Regions from separate parts of the Homo sapiens genome. Here region 1 is linked to region 2. A link is a loop called in an ENCODE intact Hi-C map of the cell type or tissue named here. Cell type or tissue: dorsolateral prefrontal cortex. All regions are shown on one strand. Each heading gives the region's core, and the rest is flanking DNA. Links, peaks and the distances in the headings are about the cores only.

Evidence for each region. Peaks named below come from ENCODE experiments on the same cell type or tissue, not always from the same donor. Only the 100,000 strongest peaks of a DNase experiment are listed, where the experiment ranks them.
Region 1: a loop joins it to region 2, with 5 times the contacts of the local background. A loop is called at or near these places in 12 of 110 quality-filtered maps.

Annotation. Positions count from the first base shown.
Region 1 is chr7:131,679,724-131,695,181 of GRCh38, reverse strand. No RefSeq gene overlaps it. Among named protein-coding and RNA genes, the nearest start is that of PODXL, 130 kb to the right of the region's middle. RefSeq lists a silencer at 5,853-5,902. In dorsolateral prefrontal cortex, for the core only: CTCF peaks have their summits at 2,763, 2,962 (motif pointing left) and 5,875 (motif pointing left); DNase peaks (open chromatin) are centred at 2,961 and 5,851; H3K4me3 peaks cover 610 bases; H3K27me3 peaks cover 1,350 bases.
Region 2 is chr7:132,243,585-132,259,042 of GRCh38, reverse strand. The region is part of intron 4 of PLXNA4 (plexin A4); the gene reads left to right. Among named protein-coding and RNA genes, the nearest start is that of PLXNA4-AS2, 9.5 kb to the left of the region's middle. RefSeq lists enhancers at 7,062-7,577, 7,578-8,095. In dorsolateral prefrontal cortex, for the core only: a CTCF peak has its summit at 6,855 (motif pointing right); DNase peaks (open chromatin) are centred at 6,882 and 7,622; H3K4me3 peaks cover 691 bases; H3K27ac peaks cover 813 bases.

The DNA.
Region 1 (15,458 bases), core at 2,362-10,361, 560 kb after region 2:
GTCAAAATTTCCTGCATTATCTTCTCCTGTGAACCTGCCTGGCTGCTCCACATTTCTGTTTTACTTATTACTTTGCACAAAACCATTTGTGGTTCCTACCAGAGGATAAATGCTACCTGGAAGGCTTTTTCCTGGAAAGGAATCATTAGCAGTCTCTAACACTGTAACTCCTTCAATGAGCTCTTACCAATCGGGAGAACGCTCAGGAAAGGGACACAGAATAAGTATGGGTTTTTTTGTTGTTATCGTTGTTTTTGTTGTTGTTTTGTTTTGTTTGTTTTTTTGAGACAGAGTCTCCCACTGTTACTAGGGCTGGAGTCCAGTGGCGAGATCCTCCCAGGTTCAAGCAATTCTCCTGCCTCCGTCTCCCGAGTAGCTGGGATTACAGGTGCCCACCACCATGTCTGGCTAATTTTTTTTGTATTTTTAGTAGAGACAGGGTTTCACCATGTTGGCCAGGCTGGTCTCGGACTCCTGACCTCATGATTCACCTGCCTTGGCCTCCCAAAGTGCTGGGATTACAGGCGTGAGCCACCACACCCGGCCACAAGTATGTTTTAAAGCTCAAAGGCAAGGCTGAAATGCCCAGCTTAGGATAACAAGGGTAGGATGTGCTCAGGTTGCAAGGAACAGGCTGGCGGCACTGGAGAGGCCCTAGCTTGGAGCAGGAAGATGGAGGGTAATTTCTCACCATCCTCTACTCATCCTGCTTTAAGCTGGCTCTGTCCCCTCAAGTGGGAGCCCCCTGCAGGCAGGGACTTCTTTGGGGGGATTACTTTATTCCCAGAGCCTAGAAGAGCACATGGTCCCCCTCCCAGGCACATAGACAGGTCAGGTGCACACAGACATGTGGGCCTCCTCCCACCATCCACTGCAGGCACTTGGGCCAGCCATGCAGCTGCCGCTGTGACGTTGAGGTCCCTGGGGACCCAATCCAAGGCTAACACTTCCAGACCCGAACTCAAGAACTGCCTTGTCCTCCCTCCACCTCTCTTCTCAGTACCATTCCCCTGACCCATCTTTCTGGTTTTTCCCACTGCCTCTTCCCCAAGATGTGCCCCTCGTCTGTTTCTGTCTCTTTCCCTCTCTGGATCTGTCCCATCCCTTCTCCTGGATCTGGCCTGCCCCATCCACCTTGTCTCTTCCCCCAATCTGTCCCGCCCTCTGTCCAGCTCTGCCCTCTTCTTCCCCAGCTCTGCCACAGCTCTGCTCCCAGTCAGTTCTGCTTTGCCACATGCCCCACTCGGCCCCCAGTGCTGGTCCTCTGTCCTCTGGCTCCATCGTACTCTCCCCTGTCTGTCCCCACATGTGGACCCACCAATGGTTCTCTTTAGGAGGGAGGAGGGGCTGGGTGCGGTGGCTCACACCTGTAATCCCAGCATTTTGGGAGGCCAAGGCGGGCAGATTACCTGAAGTCAGGAGGTTCAAGACCAGCCTGGCCAACATGGTGAAACCCCGTCTCTAACTAAAAATACAAAAAAATATTAGCCAGGCATTGTGGTGGGCACCTGTAATACCTGCTACTCGGGAGGCTGAGGCAGGAGAATCACTTGAACCTGGAAGGCAGAGGTTGGGGTGAGCCGAGATGGCACTCCAGCCTGGGTGACAGAGTGAAACTCCATCTCCAAACATAATAAATAAATAATAAAATGGGAGGGAGGAGTGAGACTATTCCTAGAGCCCAGAAACACCCCCTCCCTAACTGAGGGAGAGAGAATACACACCTGGTATGTAGTAGAGGCTCGATAATGTGTGATAAACCAGTGAGTGAATGAATGAACACTGCAGAATGAATAATTAAATAACAGTACGCCTGGAAAGCTCAGGAGTGCAGAGAACAGAACCCTGACATCCTCACCACAGGATCTTCTGCAGCATGGAGTACTTCTCAGGTGCGAGCAAATACTGTGTTCAATCCCTGCTTTCTGGGGAGAGGGAGCTTGCGAGAGAGGCCCTGCATCACCCAGGAAAGCAGGGTGACCTCCAAGGCACAGGACAGGGCTGGCCATTGTTTCAGATGGCAGAGAGGACAATGGTGCTGAGGGGCTCCACCCCACCTTGAGGCCCCCCCTCAAAAACTCCCTCTAGGCAAAAAACAATAACAGAAACTCTAGATGCAGGTGAGTTGATCTTTCCTCAAGGGGTTGCAAGTCCCTAGAGACCCTGGGCCAAGCCCTTTGTGGTTGCAGGCACCGTCCTGCAACATCATCCTGCAATGCTGCCAGATGCTGAGTGGCAGGACCCATCACTATGAGTGGAACCTGGCACCTGCCTCCAGTCTCAATTCAGTGGCGCTGACAGCCATGTCCTGAGGGGCCCAGGAATCCAGAAAGGGGAAATGGCTGAGCCCAGTGCAGGGGCTTCCAAAAGCTAGAGCAGCTGGGAGCCGGGGTTCATGTCAGGAGTTTGAGTGCGGTCGGAGGGGGCTGAAGAGACAATGGTGGGGGCACAGAGGACAGCCCCTCTGGTCCATGCAAGGTCAAGAGGGGCCTGGGTGGAGGCTGAGAGCCTGCCTCAAGGCCCGCTGGGTGGGTGTGCCCTTGTCATTGTTACTACCCGGGCTCAGCAGGATACCCTAGAGGACCTGGCCAGTGGAATCCATCCCATCCTCTGCGTTCATCTGAGCCACACCCACGGTCCCCCCCACCGTGTGTTACACAAGCAGCCCCTGAAGGCCACCTTGGCCTCCCCATTAGCGTCACCAGGACAACTCCCCCTCTCAACCCCTGCTGCCCAAAGGAAATCAGCACGTGTTTCCAGGCCTGGCCCCCACGGTGGCCCTGCCGCATCAGGCCCTCTGCTCATCGAGCGCGCACACGCGGCACAAGTCATTAAGACATTCTCGACCTGCGACCGGCAGGCACACACCCACTCACAGAGGTGGCCTCATCGGAGCCCAGGGCCGTGGCCGGGAAGCGCCGGGAGGGTCCCAGGGATGCGGTGCTACTGCCCCCTGCTGGCAGCTTCTGGAACACCGCGGGCTGATGACAAGACAGAATACGCAGAAAGGCCTCCTCCCTTCCTCCACACAGCTTTACAACAGGGAACATTCAGGGGTGCGGCCCTCAGTGGGGACGTGGAACTGGCTGCGGCCAGAATAACTCCCAGTTTGCAGAGAGGGAACGGGCAGCACAGAAAAGGAGAGCAGGGGGAGGAGGGTGAGAGATGGGAGCTCGCAAGCCAGCCTGAAGAGTAAGTGTATACACGCCCCTGCCATCTGCACTGCCCTTCCCAGGTTACAGAGCACGTTCATGTTCACTGAACATCACAGCTCTTCCAGACGACCCTGAAAGGCAGGGGCAGGGCAGGTAGGGTTCCTTCTGTTTTTCCAGTGAGATCATGGAAGCCCAAGGAGCTGGTATCCCTCAACTACAGTGGCACAACCAGGTGCTGGGCTGCACCCAGCATAATGTCTGCCTCTGCTCTGATGTGTGATATTGAACAAGTGTTTCTGGGCCCCTGTGGTGGCCCCAGAGCATGAGAATTTGTTCTGACAAAAACTTCCTCTACCCCCAGAGCCAGACCCAACCTGTTGCCTGGTGACAGGCAGGTGTGGGCGGGGAGAGGCTGGGTCTAACAGTGGTCTGTATTCTCCATAACAGACTGGAAGGCACATTAAGTAGAGATAAGCAGAGGTCTGAGAAAACGTAAGTATTGTAGAGCACAGAGGTCCCGCCCCAGCGTAGCAGCTAGACAGCCCCTAGGATGCTGAGATGCTGGGCTAGCCCCCACAGCAAGGCTGGAGTTCGGATGGTTGATCATTTAACCTTGTGCTCCTGTTGCTTTCCAAGTGTCCGGGAAGAGCCAAGGTCCATAGATAAAAGCAGCCACAGCCGGGCACAGTGGCTCACGGGGAGGCCAATGCAGGTGGATCACCTGAAGTCAGGAGTTCCAGAGCAGCCTGGCCAACATGGCGAAACCCCGTCTCTAATAAAAATACAAAAATTAGCCGGGCATGGTGGTGGATGCCTGTAATCCCAGCTACTCTGGAGGCTGAAGCAGGAGAATCGCTTGAACCCAGGAGGTAGAGGTTGCAGTAAGCCAAGATCACACCACTGCACTGCAGCCTGGGTGACAGAGTGAGATTCCATCTCAAAAAAAAAAAAAGAAAAAGCCACACACCCTGGGTGTGCAACAGGCTGGAGTTGGACTCCTTCTTTTGATGATGGAACCCTCGTCCTCCCTAGGGACAGATCATCTCAAGTCAGCTTCCCCAAACTTCTATCTGGCATCTCCCAGATTCTCCCTGTTCTTGTCTGATCTCCTACTGCCTCTGCCCTAACCATTGCCCAGAGCTCCCCTCCTCCTGTCCTGCCCTTCCCCAAGGCTATGGCCACACCAGGGTCAAGGGCACAAATGGCCCTTCCAAGCACGAGTAAACTGATTGGAGGAAACAAACCCATTCCTCATCCCTGTCTCCAAGTCGCCACAAGCGATAGCAAAATGCATCCTCTGCTCCGGACCGAGGAGCCGGTGACAAATGGAAGACTTGTTCTTCCTCTGAAATTTTTTTTAATGTTGAGAGAGGAGAGGCGGAATATTTATTAGTGCGGAAATGGGACTTGTCGGAGCCTGTGAACGCCCCCACACGTGTCTGTTCTCAAGGAACAAGAAAGACAAGTTAAGGAATCTAAGACCCTTGTGAGCCATGAAGCAGTCTCTCCAGAAATAAAATGTGTACCCAAGCAGGGGCTCCAATCAAACACTTCCACCAGCTAGAAAAGGGGGCCGCCAGAGGGGAAAATCCAGCCCAGCTCCTACCACCACCCCCGGCCCCACTGCACCGTGGACAGTCCACCCCAGCCCTCTCACACCTGACCAAGTACTGCCATCCTTCGCCCCTCCCTGCTGCCCTAGGGCCAGAGGGGCTAAGGCAGCTCAGAAATAGGCTAATTCGGGTACAGGGAATGCTTCCTGCAGGAGGCATCACCTCACAGAGAGCTCTGGGGTCTTTACCCGCTGTGTTCAGGTCTGGCCTGGGCAGCTTTGAGCCTCGTGGCCTTCTTCCCTGCTCACTCCCTCATTCATTCAGGGACCACCCTCCCTCCATGTGCCAAGACAGTGCTGGATCCCATGGGGAAAGAGAGATGAGTAAGACCCTGTCCTTGTCCCCCATCATGGCTGAAAGGGACAACGGGCAACCAAAAGTCGCATTTCTGTGTCGTGTTACTGTGTCGTGAACTTTGACTCAGTGACCTCATCTCAGGTTCCAGGGTGAGAGCTGGTTTCAGAGCTGCATTGCACAGAAGAAGAAACTGAGTCCCAGAGAGATGAGCGGTGGCCCAGCCTGAGCCTGACCCGCAGACTTCGCTCCACACGCTTCCACCCTCCTGCCCGCGGCTAAGCGGCAAGGCTGGTCCTTCGGCCATCGGAGGAGTGGGTTGGATCCTCAAGACAGAGACACGACTACTGGCTGGAGTCCTCAGCTCTGAGGGTGCGGACTTCCACCCACAGTAGTTTCTCACACAAACCAAAAGTCCCCTCCGAAGAGCAGCCCCAACCAGGCGGAGGGGACAGATAACCCGTTTCTGAAGGCTGAAGCAAAGTGGAGAAGTCAGGCGGCCTGAACCAGAGCTCAGAACTGAGGTCCTCGCTGGGGCTGCCCAGGACCACCTTCAAAAGCCACCGTCTGCAAGAGTAACCCACCCCCCCCCCCACCGACAACTCCTGCCACACTCTGTATACCCCAGGGGCTGGACATGTCCGTCTAAAGAGGCTTTCTTGAGGAGAAGAAGAAGATTCTGGCCTAGGCTCGCCCTATCCAATTCTCTCCACACCTTCCTGTCCACCCAGTCCCCCAGGGGAAGCCAATAACCCCTGCAGCTCTGTGGCTGAGGCCATCCCTGCCTCATGTGTTGGTCTCTCCTGCCCTCTGGTGGACAGATCCCAGCAGTGCATCCTGCATAACCCAAATGGAATCACCTTTCCTTCCAGAGCCTCTTCAATCTCTGTTCCTCTTCCCACAGGATCCTGTATCTGGGCCCTGCACCTCCAGGGCCATACTGAAGGTGGAGGTTGCTCTCTGCTCCCTCACTCCCATTCCCCTTATCTCCTCCTACAAATCAAGACCACCTCCTTTCTGACCCCAGCATTCGGGGACCTTCTGGCCTAGCGTCCAGCTCCTTCTGCGTAACTGGTGCCCTGCCCCTGATGCTACTGGGCCTCCCCTGCACCATGACCCCTTCTCCCTGGGTCTCCTTGCCTGGATCTCATCCCTGCTGCCTGCCTGCCAGTCTGGTCTCCTCCCCCACTGAAGGCTCTGATCGTAGGTAAGAGGCTGACCTGGCCCTAAATGCCCAGCTGTGGCCACCAGCTTCAAGGCTCTGGGCAGCCTGTTTCTGAGCCTCTGCTTCCTTGGGCTTGCTGGATTTGCTTGCTGGCCTTGGTTCAACCGACTTCAATTTAACTGGCATTAACCAAGCAGCTCTGCTCTTTAGTAGACATTGTCCTAGGAGCAAAGAGAATAACAGAGGTGAACAGGCTGCAAATCAGTCTACCAGGGAAGGCAGACACAGCAAGAGGTACCCGAGCAGAACGTGCTGGGTGCTGAACCAGGAAGAGCGTCTGAGGACAGCAGGGCCTGGGAGCCCCAGGGAGAGGATTCATGGGGAAAGTGACCTGAATCCTAGGCCGATGGGGGAGCAGGCTCCCCGGCACGGAGCAGAGGGGATGCTGGCTGTGACAACCACCACTACTGAGCACGCCTTTACCTACACTATTCTCACCTCGCCCTAATGCTGAAGTTAAAGCTGATATTATCCTGCTTTTGAAAGATAATAGAGCGTCAGAGCATTAGGGCAGACAGCCCCGGGTCTCATCGCTAGCAAGTGACTTGAACCTGGTGCCACATTCAAGGCACCATTCTGTTGCTTCCCTAGCAGAAGGCAGAGCGTGAGCAAACGTGTGGAGGCTGGAAGTGGCAGCCCACTCAGGAATAGAGAGTGTTTCCAGGCAGGCTGAGACAGCGCCATGTGAGCATGGGACCTGCACTCTCAGAGCCACACAGAGGGCGGATGAGGAGGGCAAGACGAGGGGTGGGTGACCGCATGGCCCTCACTCTCACCCTTCCCTTTTTTTTTTTTTTTTTTTGAGATGGAGTCTCGCTCTGTCGCCCAGGCTGGGGTGCAGTGGCATGATCTCTGCTCACTGCAACCTCCATATCCCAGGTTCAAGCTATTCTCCTGCCTCAGCCTCCTGAGTAGCTGGGACTGCAGGCATGCACCACCATGCCCGGCGGATTTTTTGTATTTTTAGTAGAGACGGGGTTTCACTGCATTAGCCAGGATGGTCTTGATCTCCTGATCTCATGATCTGCCCGCCTTGGCCTCCCAAAGTGCTGGGATTACAGGTGTGAGCCACCGTGCCCGGCCCTTCCCTCCTTATTCTAAAAAAAAACCTTTGGTTTTTATCTTAGTACTTGTTTACCCTAAATACAAACTGTATTTCCTAGCCTTCCTCACTGGTAGATGTGGCCATATGGTTAGGGGCACATGAGTAGAACCTACATAAACAGCTTCCAGGTGACGCTTTGAAAGGAAGGAGAATGGCTCTTGCACCTCTTCCTGCTGGCTGGGTTGTGGGCGAGGTGGCAAGGGGTGCCGGCTCATGTAATCAAGGGCATGCTGCAGGAACAGCAGAGCCACCACACGGAAGATGTCACGGGGCTGTCACACTGTCCTGGGACTGCTTATCATCAGGCATTACTTGTGAAAGAGAAATCTACTTCTCTCACGTGTACGCCCTTATTTGGGTCTCTGTCACGGCAGCTGAACCTGAATTCTAGCTAACATAAAAGCTATCACAGGGGTCTCAGCCAGACAGCAAAGTCAGAGGCAATGGAAGGGAAGGGGCAGGGGCGGGAGATCCTCAGATGCTGTGGAGACAACTCCGATAGGATTTGGCATGTGGTTGAATGTGGGCGGTGGGGAAGGAGGACCGGCAAGGCATGAAGTTGACAGCAGAATGGAGGTATTTGAGACAGGCCATCCTCTTCTTTGCCATTTCACTTCTAGATCTCACTTTCTCCTGTGTGCATCTCCCCTTCTTCAAGACCTCTCCTTTCCCTGGGTTCAAAAAATCACTTGACCAAGACCTCTCCTGCCTCTGCCCCTCACATGTGCTTCTCTTTGCTGGACACCACCCCCAGCCCTGCACCACCCAGCCTGGCCACTTCAGGGTCTTTTATAGACTCTGCAAACAGCACCTCCCCACTGGAAGCTTCCCTGACTGCTTTGAGCTGAGCTAGGTCCTCAATCTCTGTGCTCCCTTCTGACTCAGCATGGATCCCACCAGGAACTTCTGGAGGGCAGATACCTTCTCTTTTTTTTTTAAGAGACTGGGTCTAGGCTAGGCACAGTAGCTCATGCCTGTAATCCCAGCACTTTGGGAGGCTGAGGCAGGTGGATCACTTGAGGTCAGGAGTTCAAGACCAGCCTGGCCAACGTGATAAAACCCCATCTCTGCTAAAACAAAAATTAGCCGAGGGAGGTGATGCACAACTGTAGTCCCAGCTACTCGGAAGGCTGAGGCAGGAGAATCGCTTGAACCTGGGAGGCAGAGGTTGCAGTGAGCAGAGATTGCACCACTGCACTCCAACCTGAGTGACAGACCAAGACTCTGTCTCAAAAAAATAAGAGACCAGATCTCACTCTGTCACCCAAGCTGGAGAGTGGTGGCACAATTACAGCTCTCTGTAGCTCCATTTCCTGGGTTCCAGCCATCCTCCCACCTCAGCCCCCGAGTAGCTGAGACCACAGCAGTGCACCACAGTGCCTAAGTGACCATATTCACCTTTGGATCTCAATGTCTAGCATCCTGCCTGGCACATGATGGGCACCCAGGAAATGCCATTAGCCAGGATTTTCCTTTATCCCTGTGCCTGGAAACCACCTCCTGGCTCCCTGTCACCATTCCCCCTCGGCAGTCTCCACCCATCTGAGTGGCAACACTTAGATGAAACAAAAGCAAACCAGTCAGTGTGGAGAAATGAAGCCTCTAGAAGTAATGTCAGGTAACTTTCTTCAGCTGCCCTCCCCCCACTCTGATTCAGAACTGCCATTATCAAAAGGTAATAGGTTTCCATAATCTTACTCCCCATTTGGGCAGAAAACCATGAAGCATGCTTTCCCAAGGATGTTTAACTTGAAATCTTCCATACCTTAAATTTAGGTCTCCATTTCAGAAATGATGCAGGCTTAGATGAAAGAAGACAAATGTCATTATTTTATGGAGAGGAAGTTATGAAACACCACACATGTCAAATCTCCATATACCTTTTCCTCCTAATGCAGCAAAATGATACCTTTATACCGTTCATTCAAAGGCTCAGTAAGTCGGCACAGGGAGATGGGGCTGCAGCAGTAATCATCGATGTTTCTGGTAACCCCTGGCACCAATCTACTGCATTCTAAACACATGAAAGGCTTCCTCAATTTCACTCCCCATCATCATCAGCCACAACAGGTATTTATTGACTGCCTGTTATACGTGGGACATTTGCTAGGTGCAAGGAAAGAAAACTTGAAATTTCCCAAAGATTTTGAAAGGGGAAAGATCTGTACTTTAGAAGTAAGTTATCTGCCTCTTAAATGAGCCATGTGTATAAAGAAGACAATTGCAGAGACTTTTATAGAGATGGTCTAGACCGTTGTACATTGTCAGATTGCTCCGTGTGCAATGTTTGCCAAATACAGGACAAATGATGCCATCATAATTATTCAACGGCATGGTAACCTAATCGATGCGCCAGACAAAACCTTCCAAAGAGAATCTATAGCTCTTCTGATCCTCACCCAGCCCTGCCAATTACAGACAGGCAAAATATTTCCATGGTCTCCTTCTCTGTCTTATCATGAGAACGTGCAGACCAAATCTGTGTTTTGAAATCAAGAAGGTCTGAAAAAGGCTACTTATCTCCAAATGTAGTCACACGTAGATTTGAAACAAATGCAATGGCTTTAGGGAGGAAAAAGACAGAATTCTTTGAACACAAAAGCTCTGCATGCCTTTTTTAATGAGTTCAGAAAATGATAGAAACGTTATCGTCCTGCAAATGCTCACTGAGTCACGGCAGCAGTGCGAAGCCTTTGTCACTCATTTCTTCAAGTCTCTTTCCACATTCAAATCACTCTTCATCATTAGTAGCAGGAGATTACAATTTACATGATTGTACTCATTTGTGCAAGAAAACATGAAGGGAAGTTTCTCAATATTTTGATACAGGTTTTATACATCTGCCAGGCACCATTTCTTTTTTTTTTTTTTTTTTTTGAGACAGAGTCTCACTCTGTCACCCAGGCTGGAGTGCAGTGGCACAATATCGGCTCACCGCAACCTCAGCCTCCCGGGTTGAAGCGATTCTCCTGCCTCAGCCTCCTGAGTAGCTGGGATTACAGGCGCCCGCCACCACGCCCGGCTAATTTTTGTATATTTAGTAGAGTCGGGTTTCACCATTTTGGCCAGGCTGGTCTTGAACTCCTGACCTCGTGATCCACCCACCTCAGCCTCCCAAAGTGCTGGGATTACAGGCGTGAGACACCGCACCCAGCTGACATGTACCATTTCTATCAAATGTCTGTGTACTTGTTTTTGTTAAATGTGGAGAAAGAGGACTCTATTCCTTTTTAGTATGGAGACTGAGAGAGACCAAAACACAATTTCTTTATTCTAAAAGATGAGAGGGATCAGGCATGGTGGATCAAGCCTATAATCCTAGCACTTTGGGAGGCTTGAGGAGAGAGGATCGCTTGAGGCCAGGAGTTTGAAACTAGACTGAGCATCATAGCAAGACCCCATCTCTACAAAAATGAAATAAAATAAATAATTAGCTGAGCTTGGTGGCACGTACCTGTAGCCCTAGCTGCTTGGGAGGCTGAGGCAGGAGGATTGCTTGAGCCCAGGAGTTCAAGGCTGCAGTCAGCCATGACCACATCACAGCACTCCAGTCTGGGTGACAGAGTGAGACCCTGTCTCTAAAAAATAATATGAAAAAATGAAAGATGAGAGGACTGAGGCCCAGGAAGGAGCATGAACTGTGATGCAAGGAACAGGGGCAAGATTGCCTGGACAGGACCCTGAGACCTCACTCTGGATTTCCTGGCCACTGAGCTTCCCAAGCCCAACTTCTCATGGAACTGGTGGGTTTCCTCCCCAACCTTCACCTACCGTTCTGCAGAGGAGCTGAAACTTATGAAACCAGTGAGTTTCCTCCCCGACCTTCACCTAACCCTCTGCAGAGGAGCTGAAACTTCTCATATGGAACCAGTGGGTTTCCTCCCCGACCTTCACCTACCCGTCTGCAGAGGAGCTGAAACTTCCCACAGCCCCAGGTCTCCAGGCACTGAGCAGCTGGTGTCCCCAGACAACTCTCTTTACAACTGGCACTGAAAGCCAGACAGCCCAGCACCCCGGCAGTGAGGATTCCCTCCCCTGCCATCAGTTTGACCCACCCTTGCCACATAGGAGCCAGACCCCAGAGGGTAAAGTCCTCCCATTGGGATGCAAGGCCATTTTGCACACCCAGCAGAGCACCTGGCCCAGGCAGGCCTCTCTGGGGATAAGGGATGGGGAGAGAGGGGTCTGCTGACTCAGCCTTGTAAGTTTTCTTTACCCATGCCCCCATCCCTAAAAGAACTTTATTCCTTAACATACCATGTGAGATTGTGGAATGTGTACTGAGTCCTGCTGCACGAGTGGGCACCAGAAGGGACCTCTCTGTGTGACTGTAGTGATCATCATAGGACTACGATGTGCCATACAGAGCCAGTTAGAAACAATAGTTGGGAAGAAAACCCAGGCCCCAGACTCCCAATCTGCTACATTGTTATAACTTATCTCAAAACACTTCAGCATAGGTGGTAATACATATAAACATATATCACAGTTATACATGTACAGCCTAGGGGAAGTTATGTAACATTTGAAGTTCCTTAATGGGGAATACATACTCCCGGGGCAGGTAGTTAGCATCTGAAATGCTTTCATGAAAACCCCATACCCAAGAGGTAGCTGCTTACAAGCATTCCAACCAACTAGATTTCTGATTGACATGACAGCTTTTGTTAATTAGTATAATGGATGTTAGAAAACATTTTTATTGCTGAAATGAATGCAGTTCAAGATGCATGGGTGGCATAAATGTATTTCATAGGCGTTCTCACCCATGTATGTGGGGGGCGTAAGAATCTGCTGAACCCAGTTACTTATGCCCTTTGGGATAGCAACCCAGGTCTTCCCCATTTGGCGATTATGGAGGGTTGTCAGCTGATCCCAACTAGAAAGTTAACTGAACCTTCTGCTCAAGCACTTCTTCATCTACCAGGGTATGCAAAGTGCTCCTGAGAGAACCCGAGTCAGGGACCTGGGACATCATGGAGCTTACATGAGTGAGCTTCATGACCTTTTTTTTTTTTTTTTTTTTTTTTTTGAGGCGGACTCTCACTCTGTCGCCCAGGCTGGAGTGCAGTGGCGCGATCTCAACTCACTGCAAGCTCCGCCTCCCGGGTTCACGTCATTCTTCTGCCTCAGCCTCCTGAGTAGCTGGGACTACAGGTGCCCACCACCACGCCTGGCTAATTTTTTGCATTTTTTAGTAGAGATGGGGTTTCACCATGTTAGCCAGGATGGTCTCGATCTCCTGACCTCGTGATCCGTCCACCTCGGCCTCCCAAAGTGCTGAGATTACAGGCGTGAGCCACCGTGCCCAGCCTCTTCATGACCTTTTTTGTGCCTGTTTGCTAATAAACTTTTGTGCTTCTAACAGAATTCATTCTAAGATTTACCTACACTGGAACATACCATGAGATACAAACTGTAGTAGGCAAAAACAAACAAAAACAAATCTACATTCCTCACCCATCTCTAAATAATATAAAGGACTGATACCAAACAAAAAGAACCTAAAATACTGAATGACCTAATTGGCTTGGGCAAGTCTGCAACACCATTCACTGCTTTTTCTGCTAAACCATCCAGTTCACCGTATCTTATGATGCATCACCCTCCTTAATAAGCAGAATCAAGATCCAAAATCACTTTAGCAAGCTGAAACATGGACTTGAGTCATCAAGATGAAATTTCACAGAGGTAAATGTGAAGTCCCAGAATCAGTGTGCAAACTGTCAATTGCAAAATTATAGGATGGGATAAGAGACTGGGTTTGCAGCAGACTTGTATCATAATCTCTGAATTATGGGTTTAATGGAAGTTTACAGAGTGAACAGGAAAAACTACTAAGTGTTCAGATGGCATCTAAAGCTCAAGGAAAAGAGCAATTTCACAGTGTTCTGCCCTCGTCAAACCACATCTGGAATATGGTAATAAATTCTGGGTTCCATATTTTAAATCATTTTGACAAATGAGAATATATCCAAAGGAGAGTGACCAGGAAGATAAGGAGTCTTCAAATAATAAATCTCAGTTAAATAAATAACTCATGAGATCTATCCTAGAAAAAAACACAAAAGAAAATATATTTCAACATCAAACAGTTGAGAGCTTGTTATGAAGAGAGTGTTTTGTAGACTAAGAGGTAAAAGATTTCATCTAAGCAGAACAGATAGCTAGAAGTGTCCAGTAATGGAAGGTACTTACTATAGGATAATTTCTGTCTTATGCAGTAAGTATAGTCATCACCATCATCACCATTATCATCACCATCACCACCCTCATCACCATCACTATCATCACCATCATCATCATCCTCAGTTTACAGATGCGGTATTAAGTCTAAGACAAGTTAACTGACTCATCCCATATCATATTGCTCATAAGAAAGCTACTTCCAACACTGCCATTCTATTATTTTTAATTCTCTAAGAAGCTATCTCTTTTCTCCTCTCTTCTTGACAAGAGTGAAGGGAATGTGAGTCAGGGGTCTACCTTGAGTCCTTCCTTTGCTGCTTCTCCCGTATAGCAATTGGTAAGATTATGGGCATTTATTCATTCATTCATTCGTTCATTCATTCATTCATTCGAGATGGAGTCGCTCTGTCACCCAGGCTGGTGCAGTGGCATGATCTCAGCTCACTGCAGCCTCTGCCTCCCAGGTTCAACTGATTCTCCTGCCTCAGCCTCCTGAGCAGCTGGGATTACAGGTGCCTGCCACCACACTCAGCTAATTTTTATAGTTTTAATAGAGATGTGGTTTCTCCATGTTGGCCAGGCTGGTCTCGAACTCATGACCTCAAGTGATCCTCCCCCCTCGGCCTCCCAAAGTGCTGGGATTACAGGCGTGAGCCACCACACCCAGCCTGTGAGGTTTTATATTAGACAAACTCTTTAGGATCCAATCCCCAGTTCTACTATTTATCACTCACACAACCTAGGGCAAGTTACTTAGCCCCTCCAATCCTTAGCTTCTCACCCTTAAGGTAGTGTTCCTGACAAGAAATTTCTCATGGAGTTTATTTGTGAACTAACTGAGGTAAGGCACATGCACCACTGTGAAGGTGCCAAGGCACAGTAAACACACAATAAAAATTTGTGAATTATTGCCCAGCTTTTACATGCTGAGCACTGTAAAGACACTGCAAGATCCACAGAGCTTATAATCTAGCTGCAAAGCCTTCTTCTTCCAGGAAGCCCACCTCAAACAAATAACAGAGGGTTTGAAAAGCTTTGCAGGGAGTGTGTAGTACTGGCAGTCTCAAGGGGAATGAATTTCCATTCCAGATACTCAACTTCCAAAGGTACTATTCCCTAAACTGATCTTCCTGAAAATGCCTCCAGCAGAGGACTCCACTCTCAAAATTTCCCTTCTCCCACTTTATGAAAGAAAGTCACACTTTTTCTCACCCACTCAGAACCTCACTGTATTTTTCACATCTTTATCCCCAGATGTGAAAACATCTGGGCATCAAACAAAAGGACAACTTTGAGGCATTGGTTTACTGGGTGAGAAAATGAGTGACTCCATTTACTTTCTGCACGTCACATGATTTTTCAGTTCTTTGCCTTCTGTGAAATTGAAAGAGAACTAATCAAATGGCTAACAGATAGATTGCTAAAAATAATTTTTGATGGTAGATCACAGTACAATTTTGGGCTTAAAAAGTTTAGAAGTTAAAGAATTGAATAACAGATGAGACAAAACTTCCTTCTCCCTCTTATTTATGTGAATGAAGCTGTTAGGTGCTCGCATCTATTAAAATAAAAGAGCAAAATGTATATTGAATCCTGTCTCTGTTAGGTGCTCGCATCTATTAAAATAAAAGAGCAAAATGTATATTGAATCCTGTCTCATTCAAGCAATAAGCAATATTTGGCCATACATACTTAACCTAATGCCTCAGTCTCATTCATCTCAGGATGGGATACATTTCCATTTTCAAAATATTTAAGTATTCCTTTATCAAAATGTATTTGGTATTTTGATCAATAGCATAGCTGCAAAAATGATCCAGAAGAAATGTGTCCAACACTGAAGTATTTATGATCATAGAAAACAAAACTTAATTTTA
Region 2 (15,458 bases), core at 3,691-11,690:
TGTAATTATGATTAGATTACCGTGGCACACAAGCAATAAATTAGGGCAACAGTACCAGTAAACACAGTTTAATGTTGCATCAAACCCTTTCATAAGTCATGTCTGATTATATTTAATGATGTTATTCTTATTATTTTTCTTCAAATTGGATGTAACTGGCAAACACATAGCATAAATATCTGCATTGAGTGGTTATATCCAATAAAAGTTTGGATTAGGCAACTAAGTTTTTACCCAACTCTGGGATTCTTTGGTCCTAGAATTAGGTTAGTGCAGCCAACCTACGCTTTCATAGTTATTTTTGTCTTCTTCCCAGGTGTTTTCCTGGATCTGGGGTCTGGATGGGTGTGGGTGGTTTCTCCAAGCATCACAAAAGGTCTAAGCATAGCTCCTACAGAATTGTGCACATGAGTGTCACAGGGTCACTGATCACAGGGGACAGGAAGGAGGAGAGTGGTGAGAAAAGAGAAAAGGCCAGCCCCAAAGGCAGGGGCTATGGTCAGGCAGGGTCTCCTGCTCCTGGAGTCATTGAGAACACAGGACTTTCACTTCTGCTCCTTGACTCTGCTCCCAAAAACAAGCCTGCAGCAGCCACTGCCAGCAACGGCCTGACGCCAGCCCATTCGTGCTGAAGTATGAGTGAGAGAGAGCCCACTAGGCAATTTCTGATAAAGAATGAAAGCAGGAAGAAGAAAAGGGAAAATCTAATAGGGAGCTGAGGCATGCAAAGCTAACCTTTCATACCCTGTGGTGTCACCAATGCCACCCTTTGCTCAGCCCCCGGCCGCCTTTCGTCGACACAGCAGCTATTTGGTCTGCACTGTTTTCAGATTCCCTTCACTCCTTGAAGAAGCATTGGCCAGAGAAGCACCAGGGGTGGGGAGACCCTCTCCAGGCTTTGCTGAGTCTCAGTGACCCGACATGAGGGCAGACCAGGGTGGCCTTCCAGGCCAGGAGTCTTGCAGAGATTAGATGGGCCCTACGGGGTGGAGCTTTCTGTCCAACTTTTCTGCCTTCAATGACCCTTTTCCAGCTACACCCTCCATCTCAGAGAGCTGGCTTTATTAAGGCCCATGCTAGCCAAAGATGCCTTTGCATGTCAATGATTTTGCTGGATTCTCCCTTGGCTGGACCAGGGTGAATGGCACAGAAAGCTGAGAGGGACCCTTCCAATTCCTCCATCTACAGACATTCTGCAAGGTCAGACTGATTCTTCAGCATAGCTGGAAAGACGCCTCGGAAAACATGGCCTAGTAAACCAGCCCACGGCCTTCCCTTCAAATCTACAGGGCCACAACTGAGCATCTGTGTCAGAACTAATGGCCCACTCAGTTCTAGCAGCCTGGGAGCCCTGTGAAGGTCAGGTTGTCCTAAAGAATTGGCCCACCTGTGGGCTCCTGCTGCTCTGTGTCCCCAGACCATACCCTTGGCCCCAAGACAGGATGTAGATTCCCTACCAAGCTCCAGGCAGCAGTTGCCTCAGGATATGGCCAGCCCTGAAGTCTGCAGCCCCTGGATCCAGTGAAACAATTCCATAATTGGTAAAGTCTCATGAAGTCAGACATACCAGCCCCTGCTGGGTTTGGCCAGGGTGACATTGCACCACCACACTGAGCGATTGTCTAGAATCTTGCCAGGCCCCAGATGATAGAGAGCCTTATTTGGAGATGTGTGTCATGTAGAAGGAGACAGACCTTGTGAGGGAAACATGTTGGCCAAAGAGTGATTATAAGATATATTTGAATGGAAATTCTCCAAGCCAACTCTGCCTTCATCATTGTCCATGATGTTTGGGACAACTTGCCTCTGCAACCAATTAGGCAGCTGCAGCTCATCACGAGAGAGTTACAGCCACCTGGCCCCTGCAAGAGAGGGGACTGGAGTGGAGAAAGGAGGCTGCGCCATGTCATAGAGCAGCCGTTGGTCACAGACACCTTGTGTTAGGGACCTGGCACTGCCATTCACAGGCTGCGTGACCTTGAGCAAGTCGCTTAACCCCTCCCAACCTGTGTCTTCATCTGTAAACTGGAGGCTGTCCTCCCTGAGCTGGCTACCTCACCAGAATGTGGTCATAGGCAACCATGGCTGTGAAATTGCTTATGAATGGGGAAGCCATGTACAGCTGTCCAGTGTTATCTCTATGCTCACCCCCACCCTGTCCCTGTGCCCCCATAGCCTTCCACCTGCCGTATCACTCAGATTCCAGGGCAAAATGCATAATCCTCAAATCACTAACTCCTCTGCTCCCTATGGTCAAGGCCAGTTGTCCCAAACCCAGCCCATTAACAGGGTCATGGGTTGGGGAATGAGTGGAGGAGTACAGGGCCTTGAGAAAATACAGATGCCCAGCTCCTGGGAATTTTGATTTTGCTGCTCAGAGCTTGGCCCAGGCACCAGCATCTTAAATCCAGCAAAACAGAATCTACTGTTGATTCTGTTGCTCAGTGAAGTTTGGAGCCAATTAACCTAGACCCCAAATTCCTGCCTTTCCCTCCTCCTTAGCACCTTGTAAGTGCCTTGATTCTCCCCTTAAACTGTGAGCATCCCTGAGGGGTGGCCCACAACTCAGCAAACGGTGGCATGGTGAACTTGCCTGGGGAGGCACACAACCCAAACCAGCCCCACTCTGCCCCAGACCCTGGTCCAGGTTAAGCTATATTCCCAGCAACATCCGAAGCAGGCTTAATGGAGGAGAAAAGCATTCGAAAATGAATTCCACGTATGGCATGCTACCTGCCCTGAATTGTCACATCCGTTTTCTTGCTGCTGCCTCAGCCCTGTATCCTGCAGGTTTGTTTGCAAACTCAGCAAATGCCCCATGTTTAATTGTGTCTGGAGGCTGCATCCTCATGTCCCTGTCACAGCAGGGGCTGCTGGATTCTGTGCCAAATACCACCATGCTGGGCCTCACTGCCTGACCCTGGCCTTCCAGACGTGCCGTGCCAACTCATGTCCCAACATGCCGGCACACAGCACGGCCTCTTGTACTTGGCTAGGAGCCAGCATGATTTCCTATCCCAGACCCAGGGCACGCTTTTGGTTATGCTTGTTCACAGAGGTCAGGGGAGACCCTGATTAAATAAAGAACACAGATAACCTTGACCTCATTTCATCAGATAGTTGGAAGTGTTCCCTGTCTTTTCTTAACTTTTCCAGGTGCTGGGGCAATAAAACTTACTTGCTGGGGTTTTCCTCTTTTCCTTCCTATGCAATTCAAGAGCAGAGCAAAAGCTCTCAGAATAGCTGAAGAGAGGAGAGAAAGAGACAGGGAACTGGTTGGAAAGTTCTGGGGCTGTGCTGTGTGGCCAAAGCCCTATTGATAGGGAGGGGTTCTTTAGGCCTGGGGATCACAGGGCATCACCCAGTGGAGTCAGTGGTCAGGTTAGGAATAAGACTGTGAGATCCCATCACAAGTTCTCTTCAGTTCTGACTCCTTTTCCAGCACTTACATATATGGTAACTGAGGGCTGAAGTATTCAGCAATCACAGGGACACATCTGGAAACCTTTAAAGTTGAATTTTAAAATTGAACTTTGCATTAACGTGAATGTTGTCTGTCCCAGGAAAAGCAAACCCAAAAGATGAGTTGGCCATGGTGGTCGTGCCTATAAGGACAGATGCTGGGTGTTAGGTTTGGATGGTCTAGGACTGTGTTGAGTGTTTTACATGTATTATGTCATTTAATCTGCATAGCTTTCAGAGGCTTGAGAATGTTGAGTGCGCCTGACCAAGCTCTTAAGTGGCAGAGTTAAGATCTAAGCATCAGCTCTCAGACTGCACAGCCCAGGTCCCAGCAGCAGCAGGTCCCAGGTCCCCTGTGACCCACAGACTCCTGACTAACATTCAGTTATTAAAAGCCTCCACCTATCTGCTGCCCCTCCCTGTGGGCTGCTACACTTTTAGATCCTTCTCCCAGGTTCTCCATCTACTGAGCTTGTCTGTCATAGGCAATGGCATTTTGGTATTGGGGGTTGTCTGTTGCTGTAGCAGAGGCCTGAATGGACAGAAATAGGGTGGCTGAGACTCCCGGCCTTCCCCCAGGCCACCCCCCCTGAGAATGGGCCCAAATTAGCCTGGAATTAGCCTCCTCCTACCCCATCTCCACCCCAGGGCCAGCAATTATTTCTGAGCTCACTGAACCCCTAGTCTAAATATAGCTCTAATAGCCATTTCTCATTTTGGAATGGGGAATCTATTCTGAGCCTTAGTCGGATATAGATCAGACTCCCCAGATGCGCAAAATGTGAAATGGATGCATTATCCGTACCACCACCACCACTCACCCCTTGAAAACGAACTTCCTAATGGAAAGCAACTGGCCTACTACTACAGTCCGGTGGGGTCAGCTCCTGGCAGATGGAAGCGGGAAGCTCTGCATTACGTCTGCAGCCTAGAAAGCATGAAGGCTGGCACAGCGCCGCTGGGTCCCCTGACTGTCCTCCCAGTCCCACACAGAGAAAGGCAAGAAGGGACGTTGCTGAGCACTGACAACAGGATTTAATCGTCACCTAATACTGCTCCCTTTATGCATAGGAGGAAACCGAGGCTCAAAGACACATTTTTGATAAGTGGCTGAGCCAGGAGTTGAATCTAGGACTTCAGAAGCCTGTGCTCTCTCCATTCTCTCAGAAAGGATGTGCACACAACCCTTTACTCACCCTCACAATTGTTTATGTTAATGATAGATAGAAATGGCCACAGTAAACTCTAGTGGTTTCATAATTCATCATTAGAAGTTGCGACAATTTCCTTTCTTAGAATTCAAAGTATATTTCAGATTGATATCACTGTACTTTTTTGAGATCACAAGAGCTAGGGAAAGGGCAGAGCTGAGGGTCCCTATCATACAGATAGATGAAGTAACCAAGATGAGAATAAAATTGAGGGAGATCCTGGAGTGACACTCCTGGAGATTTTTCCAGCCTTAAGATAGTTAGTTATGATGGAATCTTCTGGCTTGAAAGGACAATAGAGATCAATTTATGTTGAACACTGAAAGCTAGACAGATGAAGACAATTGCTAAGGGCTTGCAGAAGTAAGGAACGGGTCTAGGATTACAGCCCAGGTCCTAGGACCCCCAGCCCAGTGATGTCCCAGCACACCATGACTCCTCCACATGGAAACTAAACTGATGCACACATAGTGCGTGATAGCGTCTGCACATATGGGGGCTGTAGGCAGAGGTGCCCTGGTCCTTGCCCAGTAATTTCTGTGGAGAGATGGAGTCTTCTCCATGTTGGGTGGAATTGGTGTGGGTTTTCTGCAGGAAGCTTCTGGGCGGACAGGTGACATCACTGAATAAGGCATTGCCAAACAATGACTTTCCCACCCAATATGGGATAGTTAATTTTATAAGGAGAAAACTCCCCCATGGCCCAGGGCTCACTTCTAGGGTGCTACTGGTCAGAAGGTGAACCAAGAGGGAGAGACCAAGCAGACAAGAGCCCTTTCCATAGTTCCAGAATATTAGAAATCTTGTGGGTATAAAGAAAAGTTGGGCTGGGCATGGTGGCTCATGACTGTAATCCCAGCACTGTGGAAGGTCAAGACAGTCAGATCCCTTGAGGTCAGGAGTTCAAGATCAGCTTGGCCAACATGGTGAACTCCTATCTCTACAAAAAAGAAGTACAAAAAAGAAATTAGCTTGGCATGGTGGTGTGTGTCTGTAGTCTCAGCTACTCAGGAGGCTGAGGTGGGATAATTGCTTGAACTTAGGAGGCAGAAGTTGCAGTGAGCTGAGATCGCGCCACTGCACTCCAGCCTGGGTGACAGAGTGAGACTCTATCTCAAAAAAAAAAAAAAAAAAAAAGAAAAAAGAAAAATTCAAGCTGTCACCCTAAAATAAATTTTGAGCTGCACAGTTAATTTAGTTTAAAAGACTAAAGGTTAAAGCATCTTTAAAATATTATTTTAATTTCCCAAGTCAATAATACCCTGTCTGTGAAAAATTCAAACTCTCCAAAGTTAACCACTGTTAGCAAATATGTAACTCTCTCTCTAGAAGTTATTCTTTGCACGAGGTTTGCATATATATGTATACACAGCTGCACAGTTGTCTTTTGAAAACAAACATTGAGTCTTAATATACCCTTTTTATAAAATTTGTTTTTTTAACTCAAATATGAATCATAGACATTCATCCATCTTAGTACATACAGACTATTATCTTAGAGTGTAGATGTGCCACGATTTTTTTAGCCAGCCCCCTGTGGATGGATATTTAGGTTGTTTCCAAACAGACATTACTACATACAAAGCCACAGTGAATATCCACAGCCAACCACCGGTGTCTAGGTGCTGGTATTTCTGCAGGAAAGATTCCAAGAGGAAGACTTTCTGGGTCATTTTAGGTTTTAGTAATAACTGCCAAATTACTCCTCAAAATGGTTGTGCTAATCTAAACACTCACCGACAGTGCATAAGGCATAAAACCCTTTTAGAGGCCAGGCATGGTGACTCACGCCTATAATCCCAGCACTTTGGGAGGCTGAGGCAGGTGGATCACGAGGTCAGAAGATTGAGACCATCCTGGTGAAACCCTGTCTCTATTAAAAATACAAAAATTAGCTGGGTGTGGTGGCGTGCACCTGTAGTCCCAGCTACTCAGTAGGCTGAGGCAGGAGAATCGCTTGAACCCAGGAGGCAGAGGCTGCAGTGAGCCACAATCACACCACTGCACTCCAGCCTGGGCAACAGAGTGAGACTCCATCTCAAAAAAAAAAAAAAAAAAAAAAAAAAAAAACTTTTAGAATGCTGTCATTTTAACAATTGTCCTTTCATATTTGAAGAATTACTGGAAGATGCCCTCAAAGCTGTATCTCTTACTGAAGAAGATACATTTTGCCTGTGTCCAGGATGACCCAGACACCAGAGGGCCCTCTTTGTCTTTCCCCAGCAGCAGGCTTGGCCCTGATCCTGCAATGGAAGCTCATATAAGTTCAGTAGAGTTAGGTGGGTACCTTGAGACAGGAGATAGGGTGAAACGAAGATGATTTAGAATTCCTTGGGTCATCTGTCGTCTCTGCCTCCTTTCTAAGCCAGCAGCACCTGGTCTTCTGAGAGTGGGGCCCTATGTTGATAAACCTAGAAGGTTCTCCTTCAGGAATATCAGTTTCCAATCATTTGAGCACCATAACTTTTCCCAGAGTCAAATCCCTTTTTGAAAAAAGATGTTTGTTTCCTAGCCAGAGAAGCCTCATACCCAGCCTTGGTTGCCTGCGAGGAAAGATGTGTTTATTTGCACACAGTCTCCTGTGGTCCAGAACACTTCTGCCCCCCATAGGTGTGTGCAAATGCTACTCCTGTGCTGAGACATGCACATCTGGGCACACCCCCTTGGGCTGCTGTGCACTCATTCACAAAATGTATCATTTACACACACTGTTTTTTTGTGGTTTGAACAGCCAGAGCATTGCTGGGAACGCTGGTCAGCAGAGCCCTTGCTAGAAGGAAGTCAGAGAGAAGGGTCAGGTGCTAGATGGAGAAGGGAGTGCCTGCCCAGCCTGCCCTGCCACTTCCCACAAGGAGCCAGTGCCAGCCAGCTAGGGAGCCTCAGCATATGCCTGGGGACTAGCTTGGCTCCGCTGCCTGGGCCAGGAGTTAGGTGTCACCGTGCCAGCCCCTCCCCGCCTTCTTCTTGGCTGCAGAAACAAAGGCTCCCATTGAGCAGGCTGTGCTTGGGAAACACACAACAGTAGGTTCCCGGTCCCAGTTCAGAAGGGGCCATAGTCTTTGTCTGTGTCATTTGCTAAAAGATAAGCCAACCGATACTTTTCTCCAAATTTTAAGGTCAGTTAAATTAAACATTTTGTGGGGGTTGGTGACTTGTATGTGTGTGATGTGTGTTTAATTCTAGGAGTACAGCTGATGAAGAACTTGCTTGACAAGTTTTTAACTTATGTATTATTTTGAAGCAGTGTTTACGTAGCAGTAACATGAAAGTTTCTAATAAAATACCCAATGTACACAGAGTCAAAAAAAAAAAAAAAAAGGCTGGAACAGGAGCAGCACTTTGATCCCCAGGACAACAGCCCCTTCCCACCTGCTGGGCTTGGGGATGGGGAGGGAAACTTTCATTTTTCTCCAGGATGTGGGGCCCTGAGGCTCTGCCCCTGCTTCAGCCCTGACCTTAAGATGGGGTCAAGAATGAGCATTTTGGCCAGGAGTCAGTATCTAGGGACTGGGTATCAAATGAGGAGTGTTGGTAGCCATGTAGCCTTGGACAAATCCCTGCAGCAACTGAGCTTCATCTGAAAAATAAGAGGATTGGCAGCTAGAATGTTTCCAAGGTCCCTCTCAGCTTGTTAACTGTGTGAATGCCAGAACACTCCTCTCATCCCCCATTCCTTTGGGCCTCCATGTTGGAGGGGTTGCTCTGGCTGCAGTCTCCTCTGTCAAATGCATAGGATCTGCCTAGCTAGAGAATCTCACACATTGCAACCCCGCAGCCCTGGAAGTCAGGAAGTCGGGCCTCCTGAGCCTGTGTGTGAATGTGAGCATGAGAGCTCAGAGAAAGGAGAGGATTTAACCTTTACACTAAGAGATTAATCTGTGGCAATAATCCAGAAATGATAGGTTTTAGAGTAGAGCCAAGGTTGCCAAATAAATGATCTCCAGGGGATTCTTGGAACACGTACAAGTGTAATAGGAACCACATTCATTCATTCACTTATTTATTTATGCGTGCATGCAAGCATTCATTCACTTTTCTCATTTACTGCGCATGAGCTGAGTACTAGGTATAGTGGAGTGAAGAGAGATGACTTCGCACCACCCATCACAGGGGCATTTTATCGGAGGCAGAGGCTGGAACAACAGAGTTGCCATTAGCATAACACTAATACATTCATATGTGTCATCCCAATTATTCTTCAAAACAACCCATCAGGGTACTTAGATGAGGAAAAAGAGGCTTGATGAAGTTAAATAAGTTGTCCAAGTCACACAGTGGTGGCAGATCCAGGATCCAAACCCAGGTCTGTTTTTCTCTCAGATCTCTGCTTCTCACTTGTCCCTGAGATAAAACTATTTCAAACTCTATTTTTCTCCCTAACCACATTTGAAGGAGTAAGAAAACCTCCTGGAGGAGGAGGCTGTGCTGAGACCAATTGTCATTCTCTCTTCAGGGCTGCTACTTGGTGATCTGCCCGTAGGTGGGGCTCCTCAGCCCCTGAACTCAGCCACACCTTCCTGGCAGTATAGTAAGTAGCCTGCAATGCTGTGAAGTTTTCAACACAGGACCTGTGTTCAGCAGAGGGACCAGAGGTTTCTCAATCCCCTGTACTATGTTCCGGGAGCCAGTGGTGTCTGGCAGGCCCGAGGGCAGGCTCCAGCCCCCAACTTCATTTCAATTTCCACCTTTGCCACCGCCCTGCTGCGTGACCTTGGGCAAGCTGCTCAGCCCCTCTGGGCTATGGCTTTTCCATCTGTGCATCAGGGAAGGGGATCGCTCTCCCGCTTGGCAAGGGGTCTGGCTAATAACGATCACGTGCCATTTTAGCGCAGCCCACACTGGGAAGCCTGAGGATGGGGTGATTTCTCGACGCTCTGCAGAAAGCACGCTGAGAGCTCCTTGCCCAGCTTCCCAGCTACTGCCGTTTGCTAATGAGGACCAACATATGTTGATGATTCCGGCGTCGGCACTCGCTCCTTGGCTGTCCGAGTTCCCAGAGCAAACTGGCTTCCTATTAGGCATTTATTCTTATTAATAGCAACAAATTGCAGCCCTCCACAACATCTGCTACTTTTCATTTACAAGAAGCTTCCCAAATCATTTGTATTGGTAGTATTTTGTGACCAATTCTTTAAGGCAGAGCAGGACTGGATCCCCCTAATCTGAAAATGAATCCAGTGAGGCATGAAAAATGGGAATATTTTGTTCAAGGTCACCCAGACACACAGATTAGATTACAGCTTGGAACCTCAGCTCCCCAAGCCTCATGCCCTGGGGCGGTTGCCTTTGCTATTCTAAATATCATCAACCTTGACCCCAGAGGTCCTGCCTAGAGGCAGGTAGGGACAGTGGTGGTAGCCAAGGCTGCTGCCCTTGACCCTGTGCCTCTGTCTGCCGTCAAGTGAGGCCCAGCTGGATTAGCCCCATGGCCCAAGCACCAGCAGGAGGAATTGCAAAGCTCAAGGCAAATCATTCCCAAGGAGTTTTTACTGCTGCCAAGTAGAAAAAAAAAAATCATTTTCTGACACTGGGGTGGCCAGATGGTCAGTACAAGGGGTCTGAAGCACATCTTTGCTTCTGGACAGCTGACCACATCTGGAGGGCTGCATTCTCTTTCCAGAGTCTTCTTTAGTACTTTGCTGAGGGGCTAGACCTTCCTGAGATCTGTAGATCTATGACCATAGAATTAAAAGAGCATGGCCAGCGTGGGAGGTACTGAGAAGGGCCATTTATCACGTTAGATCTGGCTTTCAATAATTTCTGAACTTGTACAAGTTACATACGCCATCAATGTTTGCATGACCTATTTGAAGCACAGGGTGGTAAGAAGCTACCACACTGCAACCTTCCCCCTCCTCCATTTGACTGACCTCTCCCCTCTACCTTTCACGGGACCTTTGCATCCTGGTGTAACTTTCTGTCCAGCACCTGTGTATCAGCTAGCTATTGCCACAATAAAGCTTTGTAACAAACCAGCCCAAAACTCACTTGCATACAATAGACATGAATCCTCACACCCATGGCTCTGCAAAGCAATTGCATGTCAGCTCCCTAAGCTCAACTCAGCTGGGCAGTTCTGCTTCAAGCTGCTGCATCAGCCAGGGTTGTCTCCTGGCTGTGGTTTGGGCTCAGGTCTCTCTCCATGTGGGTTCATTTGGGGCCCAGGCTGAAGAGGAAACAGCTATTTCGGGAAGCTCTTCTCATGGCAATGACAGAAGCACAGAAGGCAAAGATGAGCACATAAGCACTTCGGAAGCATTCATTTGCCTCGTGTTTCCTACCATTCATTGGCCAATCGAGTTCTGAGGCCATGCCCAAAGCCAAGAAGTGGGGAAGTACACACCACTTGTCTATTCACCATGAGGCCATAGGGGTGGAGACATAAAAGTCTTCTTTTTAGGGAGTGAAGAATTGGGACTCATAATACAATCTGCCACAGCCTGGGACCAGCCTTCTGGCATCTGCCTTTCTTACCTGTTAGCCAGGTTCAGAAATACCTGCCCCCTTTGAGCAAAGAGAATAGGAGTGACAGGGTTCCAGGCATGTGGAGTGACTTGAAATAAGCACAGCTTCTTGAGCCACTGCTCAACCACAAATTGCAGCCCTGGCAGTGAGGGCCTTGGAGCCATCACAGGGAGACTCCACAAAACCTTTATGTGGTCCCTGGCCAGCAGAAATAAAGCTTGGAAAGGCAGCCAGTGGTGACCAAAGGAGATGAAGGCGGGTGGAGATGCTTTGAGGAGCTCCCCAAGACCATGCCACTAAGACCCATGTGTATTACTGAGCTAAGAATTTGCCAGAAAAGGACTTACTTTTCTCAACTCTACTTCCTCTGCTCGGGGACAGTGACAAGGAAGGACAGCATGAGGTACAGCACCAAGTGCAGCGTCTGCACAGCTTGACAGTTCCTCCAGCAGCCTCTTGGAGTTTCTTAATGGGTCATCTTGCCTCTTTTTTTCTTTCTTTTTTGACAATTTTGAAGGAAATTGGGTACTTAAGAAACCTTTTGGACATTTAAATTAATTCCAACCATCAGGCTCAGTGTAGCCATCGTTGCATTAGCATCCAATTATAAGAGTAGAAATGGAGTAATAACTCACATTTTGACCATAATGTCAAATGCTTAAACAAATTAGAGATACACACAGAGACTGCATGCTATATCTGTGGAACATTTCTGAATGTAATCAGCAGAACAGCAGGCACCCTTCAGAATGTGAGCAGCAACAGGCAGAGTGAGACCCTATTGCCAGAGGAAAGCATCTTTCGAAATATCAGAGAAACCAGGTGGGAGTTGGGCAATGGGGGCCAGGACTCAGAAGCTGTAAAAATTCCTCCAGCTGCCATGGAGGACCCCCAGGCTCCCAGGTCCCCAAGCAATGGGCTCAGCTCATCAGATGGAGAAACTTATGAAGACCAAGGCCATGACTTAAAATCTGATTTGGGACCCTTTGCTCTCTTTTCAGTCATTCATTGCCTTGCTGTGCTAGGCCATTGTTTTGTAAATTTGTGGCCTTTGGAACTGGACAGGTTAGGAAGATGGTGATGAGGATGATGATGAGGATGATGATGATGATGATGATGATGATGATGATGATGATTGCATGTACAACAGCAAATGATAATTCTATTTACAATCATTTAAAACCAGACCAAACTACATTATATTATTTAAGGAAGCTTACCTTGGTGGCAAAAGGATAAAACCACCCAGATTCCCAGAAAGGTGATCTAGGGGGAAAGGAAGTGTAAATGGGGAAGGGCACATGAGTGATTTCTGGCCATAACTGTGAATGAAAAATACCAAAGGAGAGCTTGAGCAACAGCAGGAGGATTTTCTAAAATCAGGGGCCATTTGACCTCTTGTGAGTTATTTGAATTGAGAGCTCCTCGTCTAGGCCTTTTGGAATGGGTGAGAGGTAAGGAAAATTTCCAGGAAGAACAAGGCTATGGCATTATTTTTCCAAATCAGGAAACAGGTATCCAGACCTTGAGAACAACAGAGCCAGTTATGTAATGATACATGATAGGAGACATTTATCCAAAACCCATTTGAGATTACGTTGAAAAGAATAGTGATACCTATCTTTTGACTGAAAGATATCAGAATATTTCATAAAGATGATTGTATTAGTCTACCAGCAAAAGCCGTTCCCCTTTGACCCAAGGAGCTAAGCAGAGAACAGGTGTTTTCATATCCATGCTGCCATGCCGAAGATGAAATAATTTGTCAAGTCCACTCAAAAGGATTATTTCAACTCTTTTATTGTGGTAAAATACACATAAAAAAATTCACAGTGTTAATTATTTCTAAGTGTGCATTTGTAAGTACACTCACATTGTGGTGCAAGCATCACCACCCTCCATCTTCTGAACATTTTCATTTGCTCAAACAGAAAGTCTTTGCCCATTAAAGAGTAACTCCTTATTCCTCCCTTCCCTAGTCCCTGGCAACCACCGTACTACTTTCTGTCACTATGAATCTGACTACTCTAGGCACCTCACATAAGCAGAATCATGCAGTATTTGTCCTTTTATGTCTGGCTTATTTCACTTAGCATCATGTCCTCGAGGTTCATCCATGTTGTAGCATGTGTCAGAATTTCCTTCCTTTTTAAGGCTGAATAATATTCCATTGTATGGATATACCACATATTGTTTGTCCATTCATCTGTTGATGGATATTTGGGTTGCTTCCATCTTTTGGCTATTGTGAGTAGTTCCACTATGAACCTGAGTGTGCAAATGTCTCTTTGAGATCCTGCTTTTGGTTGTTTTGCAGGTGTACCCAGAAGCAAAACTGCCAGATCGTATAGTAATTCTGTTTAATTTTTTGAGGAACTGCTAAACTGCCTAATAGGTTTTTGCACAAAGCCAGGACGATGTCCCAAGACAATGTTGTGCAGACCCTACCCTAACCCTGCACACAATCCTTCTCCCCAAGCACAGTTTATGCACACATGGAGGTCCCCAGAGGTGATGGGGCTCCCATCTCTAGAAGCAGCGAAGGTGAAGTTGCAGCCACATCAATCAACACCTTTGCTAGAGTCTGGTGGCCAGGGGACAGACCTCAATATTTTGTGGTCTCTGAGACAATCTATCATTATGGCAGCTTAGGTCACGTCACCATCTGATTTGTTCTCCAAACAGAAGTCCCTCCCCCGCCCCTCTTACTTTCTTTTTTCACCTCTTCCTGTGGTCTGAATTCCCTCACTCAGTTAATTAGCATGCCTGGCACTGCAGCTTAAGACTTTAATCAGCGTGGGGTGGTTTTAATTAATCGTGTGGCTCTGCATCTGGAGTGGTTTGTGTTCCAGGGTCAGGAGAGGAGCTGGAGTTGGGGGATGGGAGAGGCAGCTTTGTATGGTGTAAGGCTGTGAGTGGCAAGTCTAGGTATTTGGGGAAAGAGAATCATAGAGACAAGGTGGCTCAGAGGCCATCTGGCCACCTGTGCAACATACTAGCAAGGTGTGGATAGTAACTGGGGACATAAGGGAATACATTTATACTAAGCTAAATGGTTGGACTAAATCCAGTTTTCAAAAGTGATTTAAAGTATTAGAAAAACTTCTGATGCTTTGCAGAATTAACCATGGGGTACAGAGTGAGGCAAAGCAATGATAGAGATGGAGAGCTGTGCAGCCAGTCTGGGAGGCCTTGGCCATGCTGGAGACTATTGCCTGATGGTGGGGCCTGGGAGATTTCCCTGGTTCTGTCCTTCCTTGGGAAGGTCCTGGCAAGGTGAAGGAGGTGGCACCTAGCTCTCAAATAATGGTAACCTTTCTACTTGGACTGTCAGAATCCTGTTGGCTCCCCAATTTGAATGTCCACACTTTAAAAAGAGTGGAGAGAACCTAGATCAAGTTCAGAAGAGAGTCATAAAAAATGGTTAAATCATAAATAGAAATATTCCGTAAGGAAAGACTACAGGCAGTTGGGTTGTTTACCTTTAAGATGAGAAAGCTCTAGCTGCCCAGATGATTGTCTTCAAGAGAAAGTTTTCTTGAAGGTAGACCTGGTGCCATTGTTATACATGTCCATGAAAACCAAACAAGTGAGATGAGGCTGACCTGAGAGACTTTGTCAGAGCATTAACAAGGAGCTTAGGATGTTAGGACTGAGAGGGAATTCAGACCTAACGCGCCCAGTTCCTCATTTTTCAGATCATCACAAAGAAGCCCAGGAGAGACTTGTCCAAGTTTACCCAGGAAACTGGGGGGCAGAGCTGTGGCTGGAACCCAGGACTCATAATACCTGTGCAGGACTTGTGTCCCTGTCTCACATGGACCCACCTAAATGAAAAGCTAAGAAAAGCAGATAGCTGTTCCAGAAGCTAATAAAGATAGTGAATAAGTCCTGGAAATGAGATAACTCCAGGTTTCATCCAAAGTGTGGAGCAATGAATGGCTTAGGGGCAAATATCATAGCTCAAGGAGGAAATGACACTATCAAGGTACTAAAAAAAAAAAGTTCTCCCAGGTCTGTTGAACTCCTGACAGAGTTCCTGAAGCCTTGGAAGACTGTCAGAGGAGTTTTCTGGGATGTCGGGGAGAGGTAAGTGACAGTACAAGGAGGATTGGGATATTAATGAAAAGGATAGCAGCGATCCATCATAGCCGTCACTTATAAAGTGCCAGACCATTTACAAAACCATTGCATCATCTGTGCTTTGGGAAACTGTGAATTGGGGTGGGGGTGGGGAGGAGGGATTTTTATCTCCATGTTAAGCCAGAATTTGAACCTAGCTCTGAGGGCTCTTGCATTCTTTCCAACCCAACAAAAAAT